Linked DNA regions of Homo sapiens: region 2 is linked to region 1. A link is a loop called in an ENCODE intact Hi-C map of the cell type or tissue named here. Cell type or tissue: endothelial cell of umbilical vein. All regions are shown on one strand. Each heading gives the region's core, and the rest is flanking DNA. Links, peaks and the distances in the headings are about the cores only. Region 1 has its middle 85 kb from the start of LINC01121. Region 2 overlaps SRBD1 (S1 RNA binding domain 1).

Region 1 (2,910 bases), core at 176-2,675:
TCGTTTGCTGTAGGGAAACCTGCAGCAAATTTTGCACTAGCTAAATTTGTTTAGCTAAATTTTGCACTTTACAAAATAATAGAAAAATTCATTCGACTCTCCCCTCAATGTATAGCATGGTCGTCTCATCACCTTGCAGTTTGTCTCATATGCTTGTGTTGAGCTCTTTTAACAGGACTTCCACCAATAAATTCAAGTTTTTATTCTTGTTTATAACCGGCATTTCCAGGTCCGGCCAGGTCCAAAAAAAAAAAAAAGGAATTGAGGGTTTGCATCGTTTTTCAATATAACTGGAAGCTGTTTTATCACTTTGTATTTTGAGAACCGCTCCCTTTCCCGCACACGCATTGCTGCCTCCTCTCGGGCTTGGTTAATGAGTCTGTGCGCCAAGCCAGGTCGCTCCGGGCAGTTCGCGCTTCCGCGCCTCGGCACTCGGATGACCGTGTCCTATTCGTCTCTCTCGTGAATGTCGCTGAAAAAAAATAAAAGTTTGTTCTAAGCCCGTGGCATTTCCGCGCGCAGATGGAAAGGCAAGTGGGAGAGGAGGGTGCAGGTGCGGGGCGGGCGCGGCGGCCCCTTCAGGCGCCGGGGGCTGGGCTGCCCCCGGCCGGGAGCAGCTCCGCTCCGCGCACGTGGCTGTGGGCGCTGCGGACGGGGGACGGCAGGCGGGGGACGGCAGGCGGGGAGTGGAGGGTGCAGTGCCCGCAGGTGCCGACGGCTTCCTCCCAGAGCCCTTCGCGCCGCGCCTTGCCTGGCTGGTGGCGCGGGGAAACCATGGCAGCATTGCGGCTCCGGCGGGCGGGCTCTGCGCGGGGCCCCACCGAGCTTTCCGGGAGCCTCTCCCGCAGCCGATGGGCATCTAGGGGCGCAGAACGAAGAGTGGGCGCCGAAACGGGTGTAGGCGCTGGAGGCCGACGGGGAGGCCCGGGGCGGTCAGGCTTCTCGGTAGAGAGGGCCGTGCACCTCGCGGCCTGCGGGCTAAGGCGGGGAGCCGCTCCTGCGGCGGCCGGGCGCGCGGACTGGAGGGAGGGAAGCGCCACGGACTGGGGAACCGGGGTGACGGGGAGACGGGGGGGCTGGTGGGGTGAGGTCGGCGGGCAGCAGCCAAGTGTTCTGCAGCTCCGAACCCCGCCACCCTCTGGGCGAACGGAATGGCACCCGCGGAGACGGGCGGGGACGGGCGAAAGCGGGTTTGCTCCGACCCGAAGCTGAGCCCGGGTTGGAGGGCGAGACCGTAGGCGAGAATGGCCGCGCGGGCTGGGAGACCCGGGCCGGTATGGAGTGAGTGGAGCCGCCCGAGGTAGGGTAGTTGGGGATGGTAGTTGTGAAGACAGTCGGAGTCTAGCTCCGGGCAGACGAAACACCGGGGCGCGCCAGGGTCCGTTTCCTCCTTCTCTCTGCTTTCCCACCAGCCCTGTAGATACGGAGCCAGCAGTCGGGCTAGAGCGGAGGCTGAGGGTCGCGGTTCCAAGGGCGGTCTCTCGCCCCGGGTCAGGCCCCACCCCGCGGTGGCGGTCGCGTGGCGCTGTCCTGGAGTTGAGCTGTCCCCGCGCCGCGGCCCGCACGCCCAGGACCGCACACCGCCGCCCGCAGGCAGAGACGCCTGCAACCTCGCCCTCTCGCCCGGCTCCCAGCTCGGGGCTGGGAACCGGAAAGGTGCATTTCCGTGTGGGGTGGGGGCGATTCCCGGCTGTCGGCGGTGGGGCTAGGCCTTGCGGCGGATGAGCCAGACCTTCCCGGCTTTCCAGCCAGCCGGGTTCGGGATTTCCCGACGGTCGGACGGGTGGAGGCGAGGATGGGCCGCTATCCCCCAGCCTCTTCAGGAAGAAGCCGTAGGGCCAAGGAAGGGATGGGTGACGGGGCTCACACCATTCCAGCGCTGCCCTCGAACTCGCGGGCCTCCGTTCCCTTTGCAGTCACTTGGTGTGCGCCCCAGTCCCGGGCAACATTACTGCCCGCGGGCGCCTTGTGTGCATGGCTGCTGCCTGCGGCGCACCGGCCTGAGCCTGGAGGGAGGTGCGGGGCGGGAGAGGCGGCCCTCCCTGGGTCTCCCCTGCCTGTCACATCTGCACTTATTTAAAGCTCGGCTGGTGGTCCGCGCTCTCTGGAATGCCAGTTGCGGGCCTGGCCTCCTACGGCATTTGCACTGATTAGCTAGCGGGTCATGGGGGAGATGAGGGGCTTAGGGGGGCAGACCGGAGGTTCACAGTATTCCGCCTGCCTCTGTCCCGCGTGCTAATCGGAGCCCAGTGATTCCCGCTGCACCAATGGCTGAGTGTGTTAGGGAGCAGAAAACCGAACTTGAAGGATGTTGGATGCGTCTGGGAACCGGCCATTGCCACTTAGTAGTATGTTGTGGGCCGGCGCGCACACATGACCCTAAATCTCTGCAGGCTCTAGCGCTGAAGCGGGCGGAGAAGGGGAACAAGTGCTGTGACCCCAAGTCCTAAAAGTTTGTACGCAGTGTCTGGGATATGCAGTATCCTTGATGCGAAACTCTTAAATGTTTGCTGGTGCAAGTCCATACAAAACGAGGTTGGCCTGCCTCGCTTAAAATACCGTACACAAAGCGTAAAAAAGGCACGGGCAATCCGCATCGAGGACGCCACCCCAAGCGCAAGAGGCCCGGTGCAAATTCATCGCTGAAAAACAAGCTGGGTTCTAATTTACTGTGACTCCCACGGGCGCAGGGGTTGGGAGGAGAAGCAAAGGGGGACATTTTTTTATTTTTGAAGCCTCAAAAAGTTCGATCTGATTTTGCATTTGCCTTTGGACTTGGTATAATTAAGGGTGAAAATAAGGCCCCTCTGTATTTCTATTCCCCTTTGCTTTTCTGCGGAGCTTTTACCTCAGAGGAAAGTTGTTTTAGTAATCTGGGAAAGAGAAACCATGTGCTGAGTCAGCAAAAAC
Region 2 (2,910 bases), core at 141-2,640, 320 kb after region 1:
CTGAAGTATCAAAAGAATAGCTGTTTGTATTTTAGGGATAGGAGACAAGGCCAAAAACTAAACTACCACGAACAGTGGGGGCTCTGAGATTTAATGCTTAAAGGGTAGAGCTTACTTCTAAGAAAATATCAAAGCAATTTTAAATTCTTTTATGTAATGATGAATTATCATTTCAAGGATTCTCAAATGAGCAATATCTAGTCATCTTAAAAACTTAGGTAAGGCCAGGCACGGTGGCACACACCTGTAATCCCAGCACTTTGGGAGGCCCAGGTGGGTGGATCACCTGAGGTCAGGAGTTCAAGACCAGCCTGACTAACATGGTGAATCCCAGTCTCTACTAAATACAAAAAAAAAATCAGCCAAGCGTGGTGGTACATGCCTGTAATCCCAGCTACTCAGGAGGCTGAGGCAGAATCGTTTGAATCTGGAAGGTGAAGGTTGTAGTGAGCCAAGATCGCGCCACTGCACTCCATCCTGGGCAACAAGAATGAAACTTCAACTCAAAAAAAAAAAAAAATAAAATAAATTAGGTAATCTAGTGATTAAGAGGACATACGGAAACAAGCAGAATCATGTCCCGTCAAAGACTTTCAAACTGCAGAACTCTTTGGATGGTAAATTGAAAATCAGATCAAAAATCACAAAAATGTACATTCTCTCTGAACTAGCTATTATATTTTTAGCAATACATGCAAATGAAATGTAAAAATTCAAAAAAATTAAACTGCACTATTTATGATAGCACAACTGTGACTGAAACAAAGTGGAAAAAAATGCCTATCATTACAGTGTTCATTTAATTAAGCTTTCATTAAGAATTATTATTGTAAAATATTTTTATCTCATGTAAAATATTTATGATAAATTATTAAGTTAAAACTGGGTAAAGAAAAAGCAGGCTTATGTAATATAATGTTAATAGTATTTAAACATGTATTATTACTTTAATTGTATTCTTGTTTAAGTTTTTCTGCAATAACCATGTAATACTCATATGTAATCAGAAAAGGTTTAAAAATGTAAGAACAATTATTAATTGGTCAGGGAATCATATCAGATAATGGCCAACTTTTTTTTTTTAATTTACCAAGCTTTCTTTTAAAGTTATTGTGAACTTAAATCTTGGTAAATACATCATTTGTTTGTAGAAGATCTCAAGCAATGACATTTTATGACATCATTATGATAACATAAAAGAAAGATAGCTAAGCAGAAAAGTCAAGAATAAGTTCTCAACTTTTACACACAGGCCATTTAAGAAGCAAATGAATGATTAAAAAAATCTTATAAGAAAATACAAATTATACATCCTTAAATTTCACTTGGTCCTTGCCCTCTTGAATTTTACTTGGCCTCCCAAGTTATCCTTCATGATCACTAAGGCATAACCAGCTCACTATCTACAATATAAAATATGTGAAGTGATGCAGCAGTATGCCAGGAAAGTAGCATGTATGAAAAAGTACTAAGGGCAAAATATGGTGAGGCAGAAAAAGAGAAAGAAAATACACAACCTCCTTACTTCAATACCAAAGGAGTTTACCTTTAGATACGTAACACTAGCACCATCTGGTGGAGGACAAGTTAGAAGCAATTCTTCAATTACCAGCGTTTTGTTTTTGTTTTTTTAAGTTTGTTATGTTTCAAAAAAGATGATCATTTTCCACAGAGAACAACTCTAGTAGTGGTACAGTTATCACACAGAGGATCCACACCAAGCCTGGGAGAAAATAAAAAGTCTACCAACCAGAGGATCTAAGTATACTCCAGGATGGACATCCTATCAAATCTTAGCTACAGAGCAGTCTTTCAAAAGAACAGAATTATCTTGGCTACTTCTCTTTTGGTGCCCCATACCACAGTGGATGAAAAGAACACTTTCCAACCACAAAATAAACCTAAAATGGACAGACCCGAATTACCAACTAAAAAGCAGAGCTTTAATTTGGATTTTGGGGTTCCAAACTTCACAGAGATGACAAACTCAATGGTACCTTCAAATGCCATCATGGGGAAAAGCAAATCAACAAACTGAAGGACAAAAAAGATGGAAAGTTTGTTTCCTATTTGTAGATTAAGTACCTCTACTGAGGTAGAAGAAATTTCAACAAAGAATGGCGTAAGCAGAAATTGTTTCCCCTTACCTTCCACAGTAAGCATCTCACTCTCTCTCTCTCTTCCCTCTCTCCCCGCATTCTGCTTTTCTCTTTCAAAATCCCTCTTTTATCTTTTTTCTCTACCTGTATCTGATACCAACATAAAGTTGTTGCCATACCATAAAGTATTTAATGGTACCACTAAGGAAACTAAAGAAAAAAACTGCCACAGGACCAAACACAAGACCTGATGCGTAAGTGGCATTCGACTAGGCAAGAGGCAAGGGCCTGGTTGATACTGGGACAGGAAAAGCAGGCTCATAGAGAGGAAGGAACACTAACTGTGGAAGAAACCGTTGTTTGCAACAGTACTATAAACATTCCAGGTTCACTGCTAACAAGATACAAAACCTAAGGGGGCAGGGAATAAACACTATTCTAATTTTATAATTAAAATGGTCTTTGGTCAACATTTTGAAATGTATTGGCTTAAAAAACATGGTATGTCAACCCACCTGCCATCCCCACAAAGCACCCAAAAGTTGCTTCTCCTGATTCTTGCACTTAACTCCAAAATTATTTATGTCTTTTGTACTCAAATTTGTATTTACTCATATAATACCAGATTATCTGTATTTGTTTATACTTTTCAAGTGCACCTTCATTCAGATACAAATCTGAGAGCTGCACAGAGAATTGTGAAGTTTGCTTAACAAAGGGAAAAGTTTGCATCATTTTGCATCATTTACTCTTCCACTGCTCCTATGTTTTGTTTTGTTTTTATTTTTAGCTTAAATGCATCTGTGGGAGT

What was found. A loop is a pair of places that touch in the nucleus more often than their neighbours do. Peaks named below come from ENCODE experiments on the same cell type or tissue, not always from the same donor. Only the 100,000 strongest peaks of a DNase experiment are listed, where the experiment ranks them.
Region 2: it touches region 1 in a loop (5-fold over the local background); 10 of 110 quality-filtered maps call a loop at or near these places.

The regions. Positions count from the first base shown.
Region 1 is chr2:45,168,406-45,171,315 of GRCh38, forward strand. No RefSeq gene overlaps it. Among named protein-coding and RNA genes, the nearest start is that of LINC01121, 85 kb to the right of the region's middle. RefSeq lists enhancers at 687-1,187, 2,053-2,682. In endothelial cell of umbilical vein, for the core only: no CTCF peak of the experiment used is centred there; DNase peaks (open chromatin) are centred at 1,316 and 1,756; H3K4me3 peaks cover 1,993 bases.
Region 2 is chr2:45,493,307-45,496,216 of GRCh38, forward strand. The region is part of intron 14 of SRBD1 (S1 RNA binding domain 1); the gene reads right to left. Among named protein-coding and RNA genes, the nearest start is that of SRBD1, 120 kb to the right of the region's middle. In endothelial cell of umbilical vein, for the core only: a CTCF peak has its summit at 1,578 (motif pointing left); a DNase peak (open chromatin) is centred at 1,555.